Regions from separate parts of the Homo sapiens genome. Here region 1 is linked to region 2. The links are chromatin contacts, found by Hi-C or POLR2A ChIA-PET in ENCODE. All regions are on one chromosome and are shown on one strand. The core of a region is the stretch at or near the end of the contact, and the rest is flanking DNA. Distances in the headings are between cores, read along the strand shown. Region 1 has its middle 26 kb from the start of BCORL1. Region 2 has its middle 52 kb from the start of APLN.

Region 1 (4,093 bases), core at 1,422-3,921, 350 kb after region 2:
AGCTTCTTGGAGGCAGTGTTGTGGGGATGGGCTTGATAATGGACCCCCGCTGCCCTACCCCCAGTCCTCCCTGGAGGGAGGACAAATAGGCCCATTGATTTGAAACTCTCCCAGAGGGCATTAGAGTAATGACTCTGGACTGTGTGATGCCTACACCCGCTTTGACCTGCTGACTGACCCCTGCCCTGGGAGGTTCCAAAGGCCACAAATCTCAGTTGCTTGTGGGCCATGTGGTTTGTGGCTGTTTGTAGTATTGGAGGGGAGGGGGAAATGAGGGGGGTAAGATACACTGCTTCTCACTGTGCTGGGCTTCCCAAGAGAACTAGCAAGGGGTGGACAGGGCCCCTTCTAAACACTGCCAAGACACACTGCAACTACTGATACGGGCTCCATCATTTATTTTTGAAAGCAGGAGGGCTCCTGGCTCATTTGCATAAATGTTTGCACTGCCTGCTATATTTTGATTTGGAAGAAGGGCACCAGGGCACAGAATATACATAACAGATTTGTAACTGGGCAGCTTGATCCTGTCCCTGGCCAGGCGAGCCAAAGATGGCCCCTCACCCTTTGTGTCTATTTTTGAAAGCCCCTCTTAAGTGCAAAGCCCAGCACCAAGGATGGGTGGCAATAGAAAGACCTCGCCCTGAATGGGGTGCTTCTAAGCCAGGTGTGTAGGTGGATGGGTAGATAAGGCAGCACTTGACTTGAAAAAGGGATGAACGGGCATGGTGGCTCACACCTGTAATCCCAGCACTTTGGGAGACCTGAGGCATGAGGATCACTTGAGCCTAGGAGCTTGAGACCAGCCTGGGCAACAGAGAGAACTTGTCTCTACAAAAAACATGTTTTTGAGAATTAGCTGGACATGGTGGCGCGCACCTATGGTCCCAGCTACTTATGAGGTTGAGGTGGAGGGATCGCTTGAGCCCAGGAGGTCAAGGCTGCAGTAAGCCATGATCGCTCCAATGCACTGTAGCCTGAGCAACAGAGCAAGAGACCCTGTGGAAAGAAAGAAAGAAAAAGACAAGAAAGGAAAGACAAGAAAGAAAAAAAGGAAAAGAAAGAAAGAAAGAGAGGAGGAAGGAAGGAAAGAAGGAAGGAAGGAGAAAAGAAAATGGCTGGAAGTCTGGATTCCTAATTTCTATCATTCAACAAAGAAACATTTATTGTCTTCTATGTGCCGGGCACTTTAGTAGACACTGAGGTGAGATGATAAATATTGAGACCCTATCTCCATCATTGAGGTACTCCTAATCTAGCACAGGTGATGAAAACACAGTCAAATAGCCCTAGGGCAGTGTGCCATCAGAGAGAATAATGGAGGCTTGCTAAAGTAGCACTCAGCTAGTGGGGTGGGGGTCTGAAGAGACTTGGTGAGGGACACGGTTGCTTAATTGAGTCTTAAGCATCAACCCTGCTCCCATTCCCAAGCTGTGTTTTGTTACCATTTTTTTTAGATAGGGTCTTGCTATGTTGGCCAGGGCAGTCTCGAACTCCTAGCCTCAAGCAATCCTCTCGCCTCCGCCTGCCAGTGTTGTGATGACAGGCGTGAGCCACCGCGCCTGGCCTCAAACTGTTTTAAACCTCTATTCCTAACTCCCTGTGTGAGCTCAGCAAAATATTGGGCTCTCTGGGCAGCCTCGGTTTCTTTCATCTTCAGAATGGGGGCAGTAATCTCTGAAGTGGGCCCGAGTGTGCTGTGTGCTCTATCTCCCATCTCGCCTGGTCCTATGTCTAACATCAACCCCCATGCGAGGGCATAAGACCAATTTCCTTAAGATACAACGCAAACATGTGGCAGAGCTGAAGAGTACGGAATAATGAGAGATGGAAGGAGTGGAAGCGAGATGGGGTTTCGCGCAAGGGGTGTGGCCCCAAAGGAAGGTGCGGGAAAAGGTAGGGGTTAAACCTCTATTCGGATTTAACCACCTTCCTGGATTTAACCATCTTTCCAAAGCTTCTCCTCTCTAACGTTGAAGCGGGAGCTAAGTAGCAGCAATGGGTTCCCTCCCCACCTCCCCCCCACCCCCGCAACCTTATGCAGCCGATCTTAAGGACCAGGTACTGAGGAATGGGCTGTCCTTTCCGACCTGCACCCCTCAACGATTGGGATCGCTTTAGTTTCTCCCTGGAGTCGAGCATTTGCCTGCACTTAAAAAAAAAAATCCCAAACCTGGACCCCCTTTGGGGAGGGGGTTAACAGTTTCCTTAAGTTTTCTCTAGTCTGAGTAAAGAAGGACTTCCTTCTACTCGTCCTCAACTATCCCCTGGGGCTTCAGCGGGGCGCGAGAGCTCGGGTCTGGGCCGGGGGCCGAGCAGGCTGCGCTGCCCCTCCAGGATTTCCTGCACTCGACGCGGCGAGGCCGGCTCGAACTTCGGCCTCCGACGAAGGCAACTCCGCTTCCCTTTAAAATGCAGCAACTCCCGGCCCCCGCCCCCGCCCCTCGGGCCGCCTCCTCCCCCTCCCCCTCCGCCCCTGCCCAGGCCCCGGCTCCTCCCCGAGCCCTCGGCGTGGGGGCCTCCTTGCCACCTGCCCGCTGCCCATCCCACATGCAAAGCGTGACCGCCGGGGAAGGAAGCCGAGCGCGCGCGCCCACACCGGCCCTGCGCCGCGGCGACAGCGAGCAGCTCGCCTACTCCGTCCGTCTGCGCTTACCCAGCATGCACTTCCAGGCCCTGAGCTATCTCGGAGCCGCAGCCCCGGGGTCAGAGCGGCCGGAAGAAACAGGAAGTTTGGGACGGTCCTAGTCGTGGGGCCGGGAGTCCTAAAAGACAGGCCCTGAACTCCGTGCTGCCTCTCCCTTCCCCCGCTCCCTCCCTCTGGCGGACTTCCCTGGGGTCCGTTTCGGGGGCTGGCCTGAACTCCGAAAATCCAGATGTGTTTGGGGGTCATTCAAGGCACACTCCCAGGGTTCCCTTCGCGGTAGCATCTCCTGGCTTTATGGATCGAGGGGTGGGAGGAGGAGGGAGTGCTCCCGCCCTGGTGGGGTGGTAGTCCCCGAGGGGGCGTTGTCTTCTGCCCGCCGAGAGGGGGAAGGACGCTAGATTGGGGTGGAGGTTGGGGGGCTGGAGATTTGTCTCCCACGGCCAATTCCTGGGCGGATAGGGCAGTGGTTAGAACCTATGGCGGAGTCCGGACTTACTGGCTCTCCTTCCCACTGCCAGTTAGCTTTGCTCTAATCTGCCCTCCACATTGACTTAGGCTGCCCCATTACCCTCAGCACTATCTCACAGACCTGCGCTGCTGCTCACCAGGGGCACCGGGCAAGGGAGCCCCATTCCTAGTGCAGAGAACACAAAGGGCATGCCCTGTTGAAAGTGATCTCCATTCGCACACCCCTTTGGCCAGGCAGGAAGGAGTGGACTCTCACTTCCCTTGGCTTCCCTCTCAGTCCCCACCCTACCTCAGCGTTAGCTAAACCACTGACCCAAGCAACCTCAACTGTCCCCACACGAGCCTCTCGCTGGCCAGTAGCTGAAAGGAGTGTGGGTCATGGTTGATCCCAGTGGGCCATTTTGATCCCAGTATGCCATCTGGCCAATCCTTTTCGGCTTGTGCAGACTAGCCGTTTGGGTGGACATACTCATTCTATAGCTTCACACTCCCAGCCAGGGACTTTTCCCTTCCCGCTCACTAGAGGTTTCCAAGTTCTCCTTGATGTAGTCGACTCATTGCATCTTCCTAGATTTGCTGAGAGGAGGTGGTGGGGAGTGAAGAACTAGGAAGAATATTTTGGAGGTGGAAAACTGTAGATGAAAACTCATTGGCTGTAGAATGAATGTAATGATTGTAAAGTGAGACTGTCATGGCCATCACAGACATTCCCAGGCAGAATTAATTGGGCTTTCCCCTGCGCTCCCATAGATTAGGATTTATACCTCTATTATCACATTGTATTGTAATTATTTGTTGACATGTTTCTCTCCCCCATAGATGGGGAGCTCCTGGAGGGCAGAGACTATGCCTTATTTATCTGTAGACCTCCCTGCACAGATCCTTGCTTACAAAAGAGATATTGAATACATGTACTAGAAATGGAAGGGGATCCAACAGGATGACCTTCAGGACCTCGTTCAGCGCTAATATCCTGTG
Region 2 (4,307 bases), core at 1,622-4,121:
CGGGCCAAGCACACTTGTAAAGGCCATTTGACAACAATGGGCTATACCCCTCTACCTCTAACGGTGGCCCTGGCTTTGAAGAGCAAGGATCGTTTTCTGATTGTAGCTGTGGCCACTAGATGGCAGAGGAGAATGACGGTTTCCAGTTGTATAATAAAATTGGTATTTAAAGCTGCAGTTACTTTTCTTATTTCATGATCATTTCTATTTTGGGAAATTCGGTTGACTTTTCTCCTTACAGTCTCTTACTTATGGCCTTAAAAGTCCACAAAAACAAAAACTTTTTTTTTTCAGAACTAGGTTAAAAGTATCTAAAGTTCATGGAAGTTTCAGCACTCTTCATTGAACACAGGTAGAATTAAATCACATTTTCCTCTCTTGCCTCTTTCACTGTCCATCAATGTTTCAAGTTATTTTGAAAGTGTCAACAATGGTTGGGAGGTGATCTCACTGCTGAAAGGTAATGACTTCGATCTTCTCTGGAGAGGGGTCAGCTGGGAAGGAACGATGGAATCAATCGAGGCAGTTGGAGAGGCGGGGAGAAACACAGTTGTGACCTGGGAAGAAACAGACTAATCCCTGGCCAGAAGATGGCACAGCAAAGTGGAGAGGAAGGAGACCAAAAGGGAATGGGGCTTGTTACAGGTTCAGTTGTATCCCCCCAAAATCGATATGTTGAAGTCCTAATCCCCAGTACCTGTGAATGTGACCTTATTTGGAAATAGACTCGTCACAGATATAATTAGTTAAGTAAGATGAGGTTATACTGGGAGTAGGGTGGGCCCTAATCTAATATAACTGGTTTCCTTATAAAAAAGGGAAATTTGGACAGAGACACACACACAGGGAGAACACTGTGTAAAGGCAAAGGCAGGGATCAGGGTGATGCATCTCTAAGCCAAAGAATGCCAAAAATTGCCAGCAAACCATCAGAAGCTCAGGATGGGCATGAGACAGATTCTCTTTCACAGCCCTCAGAAGGAACCAACCCTGCTGACCTCGATTTCACACTCTGGCCTCCAGATCTGTGAGACAACATGTTTCTAAGCCTCCCACTGTGGTACTTTGTTACTGCAGCCCTGGGAAACTAATACAAGGATTTTGGAGCCATGGAATAGTGGTAAAATCGTAATAGAATTTCTTCACTCACTTCTAGGACTGTTGGACCTGATACGTGGGGGTGATGGCTGAAGGATAGAAGTTTCCTCCTCTACCATTCTATCATCCCCTCCACAATCACATTTCTCATTTCTTTTCTTTTTTTTTTTTTTCTCTCTTTTTTTTTTTTTGAGACAGAATTTCGCTCCTGTTGCCCAGGCTGGAGTGCAGTGGCGCGATCTCGGCTCACTGCAACCTCTGCCTCCCAGGTTCAAGTGATTCTCCTGCCTCAGCCTCCTTAGTAGCTGGGATTACAGGCACATGCCACCACGCCCGACTAATTTTTCATATTTTTAGTAGAGACAGGGTTTCACCATGTTGGTCAGCTGGTCTCGAACTCCTGACGTCAGGTGATCCACCCACCTCGGCTTCCCAAAGTGCTGAGATTACAGGTATGAGCCACATTTCTTGAACGAGTTGTCTCCACTTGTTGTCCCCACTTTCTTACCTCCACTCACCCCTCAACCCTTTCTAGCCCATTCCTCTGACATGATTCTCACCAAGGTCACCAGCAACCTCCATGCTGCCAAAACCAAAGGTCGTTTCTCAGTCCTCACCTAACCCAACCTCTCAGCAGCATTCCACCCCTTCTTCAGGAACACTCCCTTCACCGGGGTGCAGGAACTCCACACTCTTCCCAGAGTTCCTGCTGCCTCACCAACCACTCCATCTCCATCTCCATTGCAGGCTCCTCTACTTTCTTGGCCCCGCCACTAGATGATGGCATGTGCTGAGGTTTAGGCTTGGGTCACTTCTCTTCTTACTCTATACTCTCTCTCTCGCTCCATAAACCCCACTCACTCCTCTGTCTGCAGCTGTCTCCAAACTCTATCTGAAGCAGTCTGTTGCTGCCACCATACACTTCAGACTTGTTTACAGTGGCATTACATCCTATTCAGGTTTACATCCTTTTTTTTTTTTTTTTTTTTTTGAGACAGAGTCTCGATCTGTCACCCAGGCTGGAGTGCAGCTGCATGATCTCAGCTCACTGCAACCTCCACCTCCCGGGTTCAAGCGATTCCCCTGCCTCAGCCTCCCGAGTAGCTGGGATTACAGGCGTGCGCCACCACGCTTGGCTAATTTTTGTATTTTTAATAGAGATGGGGTTTCACCATGTTGGTCAGGCTGGTCTCGAACTCCTGACCTTGTGATCTGCCCGTCTTGGCCTCCCAAAGTGCTGGGATTACAGGCGTGAGCCACTGCGCCTGGCCAACCATGCTCATTTGTTTATATATTGTCTATACTTGCTTTGGGGCTGCAACAGCAGAGTTGAGTGGTTGCTACAGAGACTGTATGGTCTGCAGAGTCTAAAATACTTACTATCTGACCCTTTACAGAAAGTTTGCCAAACTTTGATCTAGACCAAGCTTGTCCAACCAGTGGCCCGTGGGCTGCATGCGACCCAGGACAGCTTTGCAGGCAGCCCAACACAAATTCATAAAATTTCTTAAAACATTATGAGATGTTTTTGTGATTTGATTTTTTCTTTCTTTTTTTTTCTTTAGCTTTTCAGCTATCGTTAGTGTATTTTATGTGTGGCCCAGGGAAGCCAAAAGATTGGACAGCCCTGATCTACACTGTGGTCTCAGCCTTCACCACTGAAGGCTTGGGGTCCCTTAACATAGTCAGACAGCCAGATGGGAAGGGCTCCCTGGCAGAACCTCCCACGGCCTGCGCACTGGGAAGAATGCGAAGTGGGGTGGAGCCACATAAGTTCCTGTCATTTGCAGCCGGGAGGCGCCAGGCCCCTCCTCTTCCTGGGTGGAACCTGAGATTCAGCAAGCGGAGACAACTCTTTCAAGAAATGTGGCTCACGGCCGTGATCCCAGCACTTTGGGAGGCTGAGGCGGGTGGATCACCTGAGGTCAGGAGTTCGAGACCAGACTGGCCAACATGGTGAAACCCCGTCTCTACTAAAAATACAAAAAATTAGCCGGGCGTGGTGGCGTGCACCTGTAATCCAGCTACTCCTCAGGGGATATAGTAAAGACTAATGACCAAAACTCGAGAGAAAGGAGGGGGCTTGCCATTCCTAGGGCATGGCTCACCATCTGCTGCCAGAGGACATTGGAAGTCAAAGGGAGGCACCAGCAGTGGGTCAGTGACAGCTTCAGCCTCTGCACTACATCCTGAGGTGTCCCCAGTCCTCATAGCACATGCCTGCAGTCTGAAGACAAGAGAGGGAGCTGAGTTTCCTGAGCCAGGCTCCTGTTCAGTCACCCCAGACCAGCTTCAAGCTCTGGCCCACAAAGTCATCTGGGGTCTGGTTGTCTCTCAGCTCCCCTCCTTGGGACATGGATCCTCACCTCTTGCCATACACAGGCTCCAGTGTGGAAGGGATACAGGATGGGGCATTTGGGGGTTCTTTCTGACTGGCTGTGACCCCAGAGAGGGAGGTGTCATGCTGGAGAGTTGGACAGCCACCCTCTATGGCGACCAGCCCTACCACCCGGCCTGGAAACATGCCCACTGTGGGGAACCCAATTGTGAGATTCCCCTCTGCCTCACCCCAGTTTTCTGGGCGGAGATGTCCACAGGCAAGTGTGGGCGGGTCCTCTGGCACATTAAGCTTTATCTGTAGGCTGGTACCTATGAAATCTGGAAGGCTGGGGATTTCGGAATCTCTGACCCATTCAACCTGGAGCATCTTGCTGAGTCCCACCAAGAATGGAGACCTCAGGGCCTAGTTGTTTGATTTGCGAAATGTCATTTTAGGCCACCTCCTTACCAGCGGGTCCACTGCACAAATGTCTTGCTCAGATCCTTAAGAGCTGAGGAGTGCCAACAGCACTCCTGACGGATGGGTGGCCAGCAGCAGAGGCAGGAGCCCTGTGCCCTGCCAGGGGAGAATCAGGAATGAAAAGCTTTCCCAGTGCTGGCTGGGCGCGGTGGTTTACGCCTGTAATCCCAGCACTTTGGGAGGCCGAGCTGGGTGGATTATGAGGTCAGGAGATCAAGACCATCCTGGCTAACATGGTGAAACGCTGTCTCTACTAAAAATACAAAAAATTACCTGGGCGTGGTGGCACGCGCCTATAGTCCCAGCTAGTTGGGAGGCTGAGGCAGAAGAATCGCTTGAACCCAGGAGGCAAAGGTTGCAGTGAGCCCAGATCGTGCCACTGCACTCCAGCCTGGGTGACAGAGCGAGA

The links. Hi-C counts contacts between places; a loop is a spot of excess contacts on that map. ChIA-PET counts read pairs that join two places held with the same protein, here RNA polymerase II (POLR2A). Pooled maps may share reads with other maps.
Region 1: a pooled map shows a loop between it and region 2 (5-fold over the local background). The contact joins two enhancer-like sites. A Hi-C loop is called at or near these places in 6 of 50 pooled maps. POLR2A ChIA-PET finds 5 or more read pairs at or near these places in 2 of 52 experiments (IMR-90 and activated T-cell).

What each region holds. Positions count from the first base shown.
Region 1 is chrX:129,954,805-129,958,897 of GRCh38, forward strand. No RefSeq gene overlaps it. Among named protein-coding and RNA genes, the nearest start is that of BCORL1, 26 kb to the right of the region's middle. Within about 2 kb of position 2,672, at least 24 of the 41 ENCODE cell types and tissues checked have a DNase peak (open chromatin) inside an H3K27ac peak, as active enhancers do.
Region 2 is chrX:129,601,205-129,605,511 of GRCh38, forward strand. No RefSeq gene overlaps it. Among named protein-coding and RNA genes, the nearest start is that of APLN, 52 kb to the right of the region's middle. RefSeq lists an enhancer at 1-388. Within about 2 kb of position 2,872, at least 20 of the 41 ENCODE cell types and tissues checked have a DNase peak (open chromatin) inside an H3K27ac peak, as active enhancers do.